Linked DNA regions of Mus musculus: region 2 is linked to region 1. The links are chromatin contacts, found by Hi-C or POLR2A ChIA-PET in ENCODE. All regions are on one chromosome and are shown on one strand. Each heading gives the region's core, a stretch centred on a gene start or an enhancer-like site at or near the end of the contact. The rest is flanking DNA. Distances are from core to core; before and after follow the strand shown. Region 1 has its middle 20 kb from the start of Gm46963. Region 2 holds the start of Mxd1 (MAX dimerization protein 1).

Region 1 (6,557 bases), core at 1,258-3,757:
ACTGCTACTTTGGAAAACCATCAATATCCTTAATGTGCAGCAAGGAACGGAAAGGGCTGCTGCCATCTGTAGTCGCACAAGAACAGACTGGAGGTGGTCCTGGGACCCCTGTGTCAGGGACTTTGGGGTGGCAATCCCAAGGGTAAGGGAGTGGAGGGGGGATATGGCAGGGTTAGGGGCTTCTGTCTTGAAGCTGTGCTCTCATAGGCAATTTAGATCACAGTATATCCTTCTCTGGTCTCTGAGAGGCTTGAGGGCTAAACTGGTGAAAGAAGTAACTTTATCTAAAGGAACTCACTTTACAACATCTGCTCCCATGATCAGCCACCTGTGCCTCATGATGGGTAGGTAAGAAAAGGCGAAAAGTTTGAAGTTTACGTAAAATCTAAGGGTATGAAAGTTTCTAAGAAAATGTTTGGGGGTCTAAGAAGGTGTTTTGAGGTTGGTAAGATTTTGAGGTTATGAAGGTTAAGGACATGAAAACCTTAGATGGTGACAAGAGTGAGTTAAGGGACACGGGAGGAAGGAAAATGTTTCCGTTCTCTTCCCCTCGCCGTGCTGCTGTTGTAAACGTAGAATGATTCTCTCTGCCTCTCACAGGTCAGACTACAGATAAATACTGTCAATCAACAGCCTGTTTCCCTCCCACCTGCCTATTCCTGAGGGTGGGATCTATTCCTCTTTCCCTGATCCTGGGACCCACCCATCCTCCTCCTCCAACTCCCAAGATCATAGGTCAAAGAGATTCAAATGTACACCCACAGAAAAAGTTTTCTCCCTAACTCCGTAACTTTATCTTCTGCTCTAACAAACTTATTTGTTCCAGCATTCTGCCAAGTCCAGCTGCTTCTCAGACTCAGAGCCTGCGTCAGGACAGCTCCAAAGCAGTTACCCACAAGGGCTCTGGCCAACCTCAAAGGATGCTTCAACTGGGCCTGCACACCCCTAACCCCTGATGCTCCCACAGCCTGGACATGCTTCCTGGACGTCCAGCTTTTTGCCCCGCCCCCAAAGACACCCCATTGTCAGCAGGAAGGAGTCATAGACATCACATTGCCCCATTAGTCATTTATTATTAACAAAAGGCTGGGATCTTTAGATTTAGACCCAGGACCGGGGGCTGAGGTGCATATTTTACACAGCAAAGCAGACCTGGCCTCCAGGTTCTCCCAGCATCCCTCAGTCCCTACGTGGCACAACCTGCTCCCAACCCTGAACTTTCCAGCCCAGGGGCTGGGCTGCCCTTTACCCAGAGGCCCTTCCCTATATAATCCAGACATTTGGGCATCTCTTCTCCTTCTCTCTGTGTGTACACTCTTTCGCTCTCTTCCCCTCTCTCCTCTCCTTTCTCTCTCCCTTTCCATGTCAACTTTCTTGCCTTGGTCCTTGGGGCCAGTAAATACAAGAGCAGCTTCCCAATGAATGGGGGGGGGGGGAATTAAAAAAAAAAATATGGCTTGAATTGGTTCATTTTACCGGTGGCATCTTTTAAAATTACATCAAAGAGTTAGTTATCTGAGGTAGGGGTGGCTGTGTGGCAGGACAGATAGAGATGTGGGGTGCCAAAGACCCCATCAGCCAGTTCCTGACTCTACTGCAATAAGACAAACCCGCTGACTGAAAAGGACAGAATCCAAACACAGGCCAAGCGTTAATAGGAGGCCTTCCAACTCATGACATTCTGCTGGTCGGAGCTAGGGGATACCCACAGGCAACCAGGGATCCTCCGAAGGGATTTTTGGCAGATGATGCAGGCAGAACAGAGGCATAGCAATCCTGTGCTGTTAGTCTGTCACGTGACACAATCCACGTCCTCCTGTCACATGATCTTTGCCTTCCCCCATCTCCCTTCCCTCCCTTGGCTGTTTTGATTTGATTAAAATAGATGCAAACCGTGGTCCTTTCTATTTTTAACAGCCAACCATTACATAATCCACCCTGTAATCGCTGACTCGAAGCACGACTGGCAACGGCAGAAAATCCCTGGAGTTCGTGACAGGAAGGACTGGCCAGCACAAAAACCTCTGCCAACTGCCAGAGGAGTCATACGGGCCCTGGGAAATCCCTCCCCCACGGCCTTGCAGGAACTGCAGCTCTGGGGGAAGGGAGCCCCGGCAGCCTGGCCGGGAGGAGGAGGTATTGAAATGGGCTCAGACTCTAACCGAAGGTGCTGAAGGGGCGCCTTGCCCAGACACCCGTATACTTGATTTTCTTCCTAATGGAGTCTCCAGAGCCATGAACCAACCTTTCCAAACACTAATTCCTGTCCTCTAACAGCTTCTGAAACATTCCTGCAGGATCGGGAGAATGGACACAGAGCCAGGAAGCTGCGTTGTGGGCACAAAGAGCACCCCCGCCCCCTGCAAAGCTCTGAAGATGCTAGTCTGGAACACCACTCAGCTGGTTAAGCGTTTTGCGGCCCACTAGACAGAGGAGGCGTTCTGTGCTCATTGGCAGTGAGTGCATGTTGGCAGCGTGGCACTGCAGGAGGCACAGAGGGGACAGCCTCTCTCCCTGAATTTGCCAATCTTGGCCCCGTCCTAACCTTGTGAATCCAGAGGGGCAGGGCAGTCTAATCTGTAATAACTCATTTAATCAAATCTGCGGAGTGTCACACACTGGGGGTGTTGGGAGAGAACAGAGAGAAAAGTCTGCTACAATACCATCATACGGGATCGGTGGTGACAAGGAGCTGCTGAGGGCATACAGCAGGGGCAGGCAAAGCTGAGGGGTCAGAGGTCATTCTCAGGCGTTCAGGGTCCTCCCACTTCCTGCTTCCTTGACTCCTGTACTTAACCTTTCCAGGGCTTTCCATATGCAGATTCCCTAGGCTCTGCCCGTGTGTCTAAATGACAGCACTCTAAGCCAAAAAGACCTGCTGAGAAGGCTGCAGCCCAGCCCAGCGAGGACTGTGTACAATTTATACATGAACATTTCTGGCTGATGAAAATCCAAATCAAATGGTCATAAGGAAAAAAAGGGAAGGCAGCTGGGCCCACCTCAGGCGCTCAGCAGACAGCAATCGGCATCTAGATCCCTCTCTCAGCCCAACCTCCCTCTGTGTCTGTTTCATCTTGGACATCTTGGTGCAGAGACGGCCATCTACTATGGACCTTATACTCCACCTTAAGAAATAGGGAATATTTCTCAGTAGTTATAACCAAGACCCAGAAAGCTCTGACTCCCCAGCCACTACGCTCCAACTGACGGGTCACATGTTCTTCAAATAAAATGGAAACTGGGTGTGGTGGCACCTGCTTTTAATTCCGGTACCCAGGGCTGATAGATCTCTGTGAGTCTGAGTTTGGGGCTAGCTTGGACTTACACGGCCAGTTCTAGGCCAGCCAAGGCTATGTAAATAGACCCTGTCTCAAAAAAAAAAAAAAAAAAAAAGGCCACCAAGACCTTCCCTGAGACTGGTCCTCAAATGAGAAACAGAGTTCTTTAACTATGACAGGAGGAAGTACACCAAAAAGCCAAAGCCTACGGGTCTTATAGCTCTCAGAGCCTGGAGTAACAGTCACAGGAAGTGACACCGGAGGCTTAGCAAGATGGCTCAGTAGGTAAAGGCACTTGGCACCAAGCTTGGTGACCTGAGTTTGATCCCCGTAGTAAAGGAGAGAACTGACCCCCAAATGTCCTCTGGCCTCTACCACAAGCATACTGTGGCATGTGTATACCCCAACACAGATACACACAAACACAAAAGAAACATATACATTTAATTTTTTAAAATTCTCCATTAACCAGGTCTTTTTCCCTAAGAATACTTGTCAAGTGTGGCCCAGGCTTGCCCCTTGCTTTACTGCACTCACAGGAGCAGTGATGTCTCCTTAGTCTTCAAGTCCCAAGAACTTACTGCTCTTCTCACCCCTTCACCCCGAGGGCCGTAGCTGGGAAGGCTGCCACTCTGGGTCTTTGGCCAGCATCCTGGGCTTCTGTGTAACTCACAGGGATGGAAGGGTGTGACCAAGACCTTTCTGTGTGGCATCTGAACTAGAACTGGCTTTCTTTGGTCAGAAAGGATTGTTAGCAGGGAAACCTGACTATACATCTGAACACTAGGATGGCAGCAATCGGGTGTGAGCTGCAGGCATGTCCTTGGGCATGTTCTTAAAGCTGATGACCCCTTATCCCAAGTGCATGAGAAGTCCCAATGGCTCCTGCTGGAGTTCTGACTGCCTAGCTCACTTCATAAGAGTGATCTCTCCCCTCTGCACTAAGCAGCCCCAGACTGGGATTCAGCTCTCTTCATGCTTTATCAAAAATAACACACACACACACACACACACACACACACACACAAACTCACACAAAATATCATGTGCTTGGGGCTGGAGAGCTGGCTCAGTAGTTCAGAGCACTTGCTGCTTTTCCAAAGGACCCACATGTGGTCCTCAGCACCCATGTTAGGCAGTTTATAACAGCCTGTAATTCTAGCACTAGGGGTCCTGACACCCTCTTTTGGGCTCTACAGAGGCAGACATTCACATAAATAAAAAAACAGATAGATAGCTAGGAAATAATGGCCCATACCTTTAATCCCAGCACTTTGGAGGTAACAGTAGGCAGCTCTCTCTGAGTTCAAGCCCAGCCTGGTCTACAGAGGGAGTTCTAAGATAGGCAAGGCTACACAGAGAAACCCTGTCTCAAAACAACAATAGATACCAGGGGAAACTGGGAAACATTTGAAATGTAAACAAATAAAATATCCAATTTAATAAAAAAAGAAAGAAAGAAAGAAAGAAAGAAAGAAAGAAAGAAAGAAAGAAAGAAAGAAAGAAAGACGCATTCCCTGGGGCAGTACAGAAACAAAGGGGCTTTATTACACATGGTGTGGTCCCTTCAACCTCTGCTCAAACACCTCAGACCACGTGGCAAGCAGGGCTCTCTCCTCCCCTCGGAAAAGCAGAGTCCCCTCATGGGATCCCGAACTGGCTGCTCTTCATCCTCCTGCCTGGATGGAGTCAGGCCGCTGTGGCCCATCCATGTTAGAGTCTACCCTTGACAGCATCAAGAAGCAGTCTTGAGTCTTCTCACCGGCACCCATGAAGGTAAAGGAACCCCAACAGTGAATGACGGAGCTCCCACCTTCAGCAGCACAACTGGCCCTGGTCAGTTTAAGTGATTTCTTTATCTCTCTAAAGTCTGACACCTTCACACAGACTTACATGCTGACAAAATACCAGTGCACATAAAATAAAAATAAATTAATAATAATAATAGTTTAGTTACCTAAGTCTCTTTAATAAAAAGGGCTTTAGGAGCCAGAGAAGTGGCTCACCTGGTATAAAGGTGCCTGCCACCAAGCCCAGTGACCAAGCCCAGGGTCCACATGGTGGAAGGAGAGAACCCATTTCTGCAAATTGTCCTCTTATACTGACAAAATAAATGAATAAAATATTTTAATTAAATTTAAAAAAAAATAAGGGTTTTAAAACTGAAACTCAATTAGCAGCCAGCCTGAATTAGTTTCACATGTAAAGGCCAGGTGTGGTTTTCCTAGAGTAACAAGCCTCTTGCAGAAAAAGAGAAACTGACAAAACAGGTTTCAGTGTAAAAGCCAACTGAAGCTATCCTGCTGCTGCTGTTGCTGCTGACCACAGCTTTGTCACTGTCCCTTTATCTAAAAGAAGTTGCCCTCCAGTGACTGCGCCCAGTAATCTAGCTCTTCTGTCTCATGGAAATGATCAGATATTTCCAGATTAAAAAAGAAGTTTAAAGTGTATGCGACTTGGGCTGGTGAGATGGCTCAGCGGTTAAGAGCACTGACTGCTCTTCCAGAGGGCCTGAGTTCAAATCCCAGCAACCACATGGTGGCTCACAACCATCCATAATGAGATCTGACGCTCTCTCCTGGTGTGTCTGAGGACAGCTACAGTGTACTTACATATAACAATAAATAAATCTTTAAAAAAAAATATATGTAACTTGTAAAGGTCTAAGGACATAATTTAAGGTGTGTGAACCTAAGTTGTAAAGTTCTGAGGAAGTGATTTAAGGCATGTGAAAAATGAGATTTATAGACCACACACAACACTAAGACTTCAGAGTTCAAAGTTGAACTGATAAGTTATTAGGCCTTGGTAGCAGTTATAATTACCACTGGCTACTAAACCTTTTTTAAAAAAATTATCATAGTCACGGGCTAAAAATTTTAGTCACAGGCTCAACTTTTAAATTCCTTTTGGTTGTTTTCTAAATATAGATTAAACGTGCTCTGGATGAGCTGCAAACATCTCCACGCAATCTCCACCGATCCAGCCATGGACGGACACAGGAGAAATCTGATCCTGCTCCCGCTTCTGGGCCCCCAAGCTCCTCCTCGCTTTTGATCTCTTTCCTCCAGGACACTTCTGTCTCATCTCATACTTCTTCGTGTTGATAATGTCTCAGGCTTTGTCCTTGCTGTGCCTCAGAGGCCCGAGTCTCCCCCAGCTGTCCGGACACATGTTAGCTGCTTTTTCTGGAATGAGGAGTTCGGTGCAGATTTCAGACAGCGGCCGGGCTAATACCTTCCGTCCCCAATCTAACTCCACTCCAGCCGATGTCCACTT
Region 2 (6,557 bases), core at 2,627-5,126, 84 kb before region 1:
GCTCATAAAACATACTCTGTTAAAGCTGGCAGCGGTTTTAGTATGTGCACATCTAGAGTCTTTTCATCATCCAAAGAAACCTTGAACTCTCTTACTACTCTATTCCCAACCCTCCTCCCACAAGTCACTAACATACGCCTTGTCTGTAGTATGTGCCTATTCTGGGTGTTTGCTATAAGTAGAGCCATGTGCTGTTCTGTCTGGCTGCTTTCACTCGGTGTCATCCACACTGTGCATTGGTGTCCCCTTCCTTTTTACAACTAATACTCCGTCCTGAGGTTATACCTTGTTTTGCTTATACTTCAACAACAGCAGATGGCATTTAGAATGCTTTTGCCTTTGTGAAAAATATTCCATGGATACTAGTACACTTTTATATAAACACATTTTATTATTGATTTATTGAGGCAGGTCTTTCTCTGTAGCCTGGCAGTCCTAGAGCTTAAACTCACAGAGATCTGCTTGCCTGCCCCTGCCTTCCCAGTGAGCACATGTTTATTCTCAATTCCCTGGCCTGTCTATGTAGAAGTAAAAGTGCTGGGCTGATAATGACCTGTTGAAGCTTGTCTGTTCCCTGCAGTGTAGGAGGTGTACCTGCCCTCCATGCCCACCTCTGCTTCCCTTCACCGCACCTAGCACAGCTTAGGTCGACCATGTTTGCCAGCTGGCTCTTTGATTCTGAGAGGTGGGGCTTGCCGTGTTTACTGCTGTCCGTTCCCCCCCCCCCCAGCCCTGTGGAGGGCCTGGTGCCTTTAGAATTGGAATGTAGTGCTGTCAGCTTTCTCACTGAGCCTCTTCTGGTTTTTGTCTTTTGGTTTTGGAAAGTATTTTAGTCATTAACTGAGATAAGACTGATTCCCTTTTTAACAGTTACTGATTTCTAATTGTATGTATGTATAGGTGACTCCTTTTCTGTATGTGTACCATGTGTGTGCAGTCACCAGAAGAGGCATCAGGTCGCCTGGAACTGGAGTTACAGGCTGCTGTAAGCCACCTGGTGTGGATGCTGGGAACTAAACCCAGGTCCTGTGCAAGACCTAGTATAGTATACTGTTAGCCACTGAGCCTGCTCTCCAGCCCTGAGCCCCATTTACACAGAAGTCACGGACCTGGTACCTGCCCCAGTGCCGAGTGCTGGGGGTTATAGCTGTGCTTCACCAGACCCTGCTTTTTCTTTGCCTTAAAAAAAAAAACCAGAGATAATTTTACAGCTGAATTAATATGGAGCCTTGTAGAGCTTTCAGTGCCTGTGTAAGTTAAATCTACCTTGAAAGAGCTCCGATACCCTCTTCTGTGTTCTGTGCAATATAGTATATGGGTGAATATACATTTGTGTATGTGTGCTTGTGTGTGTTTCTCTATTAGAAGTTTTGAAGATTCTAATGTCATGATGAGAGAAGCCATGACATTGAATGTTTAAAGCAACATCAGCAAAGGGTTCATATTAAAACAAAAATGTCCTGTTTGGATATTTGCTACACCAAGAAATGACATAAATTCCTCAAAAACATAGAAGACAAAATTCATCTCATACTGTCTTTATAAACTTGGTTGTGAAGAGAGTTTTAATTCCCACAGCCTAGGCCTTTCAGGCAGTTGAGTGCTGTGGAGGATGAAGTTCTGAGGTGCTCTACAAAGCAGCCCCTTGGGTCCCATATGAGATGAGCTCAGCATTGGCAATGACCTCCACCCAGCTGGAGCCATGGGAGGCCGGGAGCCAGACTGTGGGACTGAGTGACTAGATAGACAACCATGTCATACATACAGTTGGGTTTCTCCATTTAACTACTCAGTTCCTAGTTTTATCTTGCATGCTGAAAAGCACCTTTCTTGTGCTATCACATGCATCATTTGTATTAAACTATTGGCGTAGAGCTGGGGCCCACACATTTTAGAACTCTCATGTTTGGGAGGCAAGGCCTACTTAGCAGTTCATGCTTCCATAGTGACTGACCATGTTGGGTTATAGGAGAGGACTGAGCTGGTTCACCCTTTGTTTTCCACTTACTGCTTCACTGCCAGTAGATGGCGCTAGATACTCTGTTCCTAACTGCAAGTCCTAGTTGGTGTAAGCAATCCTATTCTTGCCACCAAGAAAGGAGATTGCCATATTTCTTAGTCTCTCTGGTGTTTATGTGATTGAGTATTTTTGTTTGGAGTTGAATTTAGACGTGTTTGTGCTTAACTTACTTGCTTTAAATAGTCTCTCTGGCTTGGGTTTCAAACGCTGACCACCCCTTTAAAAAGAAATGTGTGGCTTTTCCGTTAGAGTGACTGTAGGGGTAGAATTATGATCCTGAAATAGGACTGGATTGAAATAAGTTGCTGAGAGCAGAAAGAGAAGACTGAAAAGATGTTATATATTCACAGTAAACTTGGGAGGAAATATGAAAGTGTGGAACCCAAGATGTTAAAATGGCTGAAACAAAGCATTTTATGAATATTAAGTTGGTTACTTTAATAGTTGCATATGATACTTTAATTTTTAACCTTATTTAACAAACAGCATACAATTTTAAAATATTCCAAGTGGTTCTTTTCCACATTCTCATTTCCAAGTTCCATGTCCTCATGAAAAACTGCCTTCAGTGTGTGTGTCAGCATAGAGCCCTTGATTGGATCCTTGAACATACCAGGAACATGGCCTCTCCATCGCACCCAAATCTGTTGTGTGTAATGGCGGTTTGAATTTAGTTCTGTGGCTGTCTGCAGTTCTGGATACCTGCCATTTTGTTGTTGTTATTGTTGTTGGGATCGTTTTGTTTTGTTTCGTCTTGTTTTTGTATAACTATAAGTCAGAGGATTGCCTGGGCAGTTGTGGATGAGATTACAGGGGTTCAGGTCTTTCTCCAAGCCAAGGGGAAACAGGAACGTTATTTGTCTCTGAGCCTCTTTCTTCATGTGCAAATGTAACTAAGGATGACAACCCTCACAGGTTGTCCTGAGGGATGGGAACCCTCTAGGTGGATTACCTGACATATGCATACAGAGAAAGCTAAAACTGTATACTGACAACACTCATACGTTTCATTTTAAACTCCCCTGCTCATTTCAGTTTTCAGACTTCTTACCCATTAGCTTTATTCCTGCCATTTAAATTGAATATGTTGACATTACACTGTAAGTCTCGAATAAGCTCTCATTTCAAAAGTCGCGATGCTCAAGGACCTGTGTTTACAAAGTGAGCTTTCCTGTGGGTGCTGGTGGCCTTGGGGAGAGGCCTGCTCTGAAGTGTTTTCCTCTGGGATGGAAGGGATGGCCTCGGGTTCAGCCTTACTCTATGCACCAGGTCACTCGGTGCGAGTGTGGTATACGGGAGCCGGCTGTTTTCCCCCAACCCCTGGGGTGGGAGCTAGGTGCCACCATCTGCTGAGGTCCCCAGCTAGGCCTGAAGTTCTCCCCGGAGACAGTGGGCAACAGGTCGGCGGCCAGTGGGCGGGGACCCGCCCTGCCCTCCTGCCTTGTAGCCAATCAGCAGCACGGGAGTGGGCCGCTGCTTGGGCAGAGAGGTGACGTCATCGTAGCCGGGAGGTTTCCGAGGATTAGGCCAATGAGGCGCGGGCGCAGCGGCATTCCCTATACTGTACTTGCCCAATACCCGGAGAGCCCAAGGGGGCCCGGCTATCGGCGTAGAGCCAATGGGAGGCAGGCTGAAGCACGAGGCGGAGTTGCGAGTCCTGCAGCCAATGGGGCGTGGGGGGCGGAGCCCGGGCCTTGTCAAGCCCGGCCAACCGGCGGGGGAAGCGGGCTTCTGGGGCGGGGCCGCGGGCACTTCCCCAATCGCGGAGGGCCGGGGGCGGGCCGGGCCGCGGGCGGCCCAATGAGGCACGCCGCCGCCGCGGGCCTGTCAAGGGACGGGGCCGGGGGCGGGCGGCGGCGAGTCGGGATAAACACTCGGCGGTGGCGGCTGGGCTCCTGTCTCCGTGCTGTCCCATCGCTGCCCCTCCTGGCTGGCCAGCGCGGCGGCTCCTCGGTGTTCCCGGCCGGTGGCCCGCGGGCACGGAGAGGCGGCCCGCCGGGTGCAGGATGGCGACAGCCGTCGGGATGAACATCCAGCTGCTGCTGGAGGCGGCCGACTACCTGGAGCGGCGGGAGAGAGGTGCACGGCGGGCTGCGGGCCGGGCGGGCGGCCGCTGGGGTGGTTGGGGCGCGGGCCGGCCGCGAGCGCCAACCCCCGAGCCCGCGCCCCAAAGCCGAGCGCGGGGGGCGGCGAGCAGCTGGAACCTTCCACACCTGCTCCGAACCGAGGGCGTCCACGCCAGGAAAGAGCAGGCATTGTTCTCAGAATTCCGCCTGCCTGCTCCCGCCCGGTGTCCCGGACTCCGACAGACAGACGGACGCGGGGACAGGGTGTCAGTTGCTCTGGGCCCACTTATTAACGGGACCCCTCGGTTTTTTAGAAGCTGAACATGGGTATGCCTCCATGCTGCCATACAGCAAGGACAGAGATGCCTTCAAACGGAGGAACAAGCCCAAGAAGAACAGCACCAGTAGCAGGTAACTGTTCAATGTTCCCCTTCTCTGTAGCTAAAATGACCAAGGCTGATTGTTAGTTGACTTACAGGATTCTAGCCCTACAGATACATTGAGGGTTCAGTAATGTGTTCATGGTGCCAAGCAGTCCTTCTTTTTAAGTTGAGGAAACAGAGGAGAAAAATAGGAATGTCTAACATTTCAGTGTGACTTTTTAAAGCAAGATTAATTCTGCTTTTTACCGTCTGAACAAAGCAAAGCTCTGTGGCTGCTCCAGGCAGGTCTGGCAGCAGGGTTACTGTGTTTGCCTGCTTTACAAGCAAGAGTTTCCTTTAATTCAAAATGTGGCATGGTATCAGTTGATTTTGCTTGTTAATAGAGATTTTATAAATGAAGTATCTGGCCTGACACAGGTGGTAGAAATTTATATTTAATGTGTACATTAAATGCAGTAGTTTGCCTGGTAACCCAATTGTGACCTCTCTTCCTGGTGGCTGAGCAGAGTGATTGAGGGTAGAACCCACTTCTGTGAGAAGATGCATGCTACACTAAGATGTCAGCAAGTTGCAGCCTTTTCCTGTTAGCCTCAGAGATTACCTCATAGCCCTCAAAAGCTGTGAATTTCACCAGTGTTTAGTTAATGGCTGGGAACTCACAGTCCCTGATCCACAATAACATTTCATCTTTGTTACTGTCCCTATGTCCCCCTCCTTGCTCTTAAAATACTAGTTGTAGCTGGGCATGATGGTGCACATCTTTAATCCCAACTCTCAGGAGCACTCAGGCAGGTGGATCTCTGTGATTTGGAGGCCAGCTTGATCTACCTAGGGAATTCCATGTGAGCCAGGGCTACACAGTGAGACCCTGTCTCAGAAAACAAAAACAAAACCACTAACAAGTTGGTAGGAGTCTGTGTATCTTGAGCTATTCAATTATGTCTTTCTGCCTATCAACTAAAATGACATTTTCATCAATTTAGAATCCTCATCCCTCCTTCTCATGAGTAACTCCCACAAGCACTATATGTGTAGCCCCTGTGGCTTAATACAGACCACTACACCCCAGGAGGTTCCCACTCACGCCTCAGATTCACCCACCTTGTCCTTGGTTCACCCCGTTCCTAGTCCTTAGTGTTGTGATCATAGACTGAGCAGCACACTTGGCCACGCTCCTGACTAAAGCACCGGAAGGGTGGACCTGACCTGGTAATTACCTGGTGGGTTTTCCTTGTCTTCTCATCTAGCATAGCCTGGTGGTAGTCAGCAGCACTGTACACAGGCATCGCTGCCTTGAAGGAGCATGCGCACACTGACGTGAGTCAGACAGCAGCATCAGAAAAGGCTCTGCTGCCTTTGTAACAGAAGGACTTCAAAGGCGTGGTGTGCTGTCTGTTGTCTCTGTACTAGTGTATCCCACTTTTGCCGTTATTATCACCACACGTGAGTTGGGAGGAATTGTCCGCCTTACCAGTCTTAGGCTCTAATACCTCAACACTAGTTTTTCCTGCTTTGTGGGAAGGTCGCTAGTGGTGCTGAGGAATGGGGAATAGAAAGGCAGTGCTGAAGTGACTTGGTCCCAGAAGATAATTAAGAGATCATGAGAGCTAAAACTGCTAAGCCCAGCACTGGAGTCCTTCTCTTGTGTTTAGCTTACAGCACTCCTGAAAGTGGCTCTAGTTCCTGAGTTTTGAAAAAGCTGTAAACCCTTCTCTAAGAGACTTGCTTCCCATTCCTCGAGACAGGTCTGTGAGAGCGGCTCATGTACTTTCCTACCAGTGATGCAGTCAGTAGTGTAAGGGTCTCTCAGTCCAGGATTAAAGTCTGAGCAGGTAGTTTTATGTAGGTGTGATCTCTTCCGTGGCTGTTGGCTCATCCCTCACTTGAGGAGGAGAGCGCCATCAGAGAGTAGCTGGATGTCTGTCACAATCAGCCTTCTGCTCAGGGCCACAAGATCTTAACTGAATCGAGAAGGCGGGGAGATGCTCCTAGTTCACAGAACTCTTGGGAAAGTAACATGCTCATATTCTGGCTAAAACGTTATGTTCTTTGCTTGGGGAGTCTGAGGGAATACTTGGCTTTGAACAA

What was found. A loop is a pair of places that touch in the nucleus more often than their neighbours do. ChIA-PET counts read pairs that join two places held with the same protein, here RNA polymerase II (POLR2A).
Region 2: a loop to region 1 is called in a map of heart, with 2.1 times the contacts of the local background. The contact joins the promoter of Mxd1 here to the enhancer-like site in region 1. A Hi-C loop is called at or near these places in 11 of 37 maps with a recorded cell type or tissue (gastrocnemius, heart, left cerebral cortex and 1 more). POLR2A ChIA-PET finds 5 or more read pairs at or near these places in 3 of 5 experiments (Patski and embryonic stem cell).

Annotation. Positions count from the first base shown.
Region 1 is chr6:86,580,706-86,587,262 of GRCm38, reverse strand. No RefSeq gene overlaps it. Among named protein-coding and RNA genes, the nearest start is that of Gm46963, 20 kb to the left of the region's middle. Within about 2 kb of position 2,507, at least 1 of the 3 ENCODE cell types and tissues checked has a DNase peak (open chromatin) inside an H3K27ac peak, as active enhancers do; it is heart, where a contact is called at or near this core.
Region 2 is chr6:86,666,478-86,673,034 of GRCm38, reverse strand. It overlaps Mxd1 (MAX dimerization protein 1), which reads left to right and starts at 3,876. Exons shown (of 6, transcript NM_010751.3): 1 at 3,876-4,099; 2 at 4,401-4,497. The coding sequence starts at 4,027.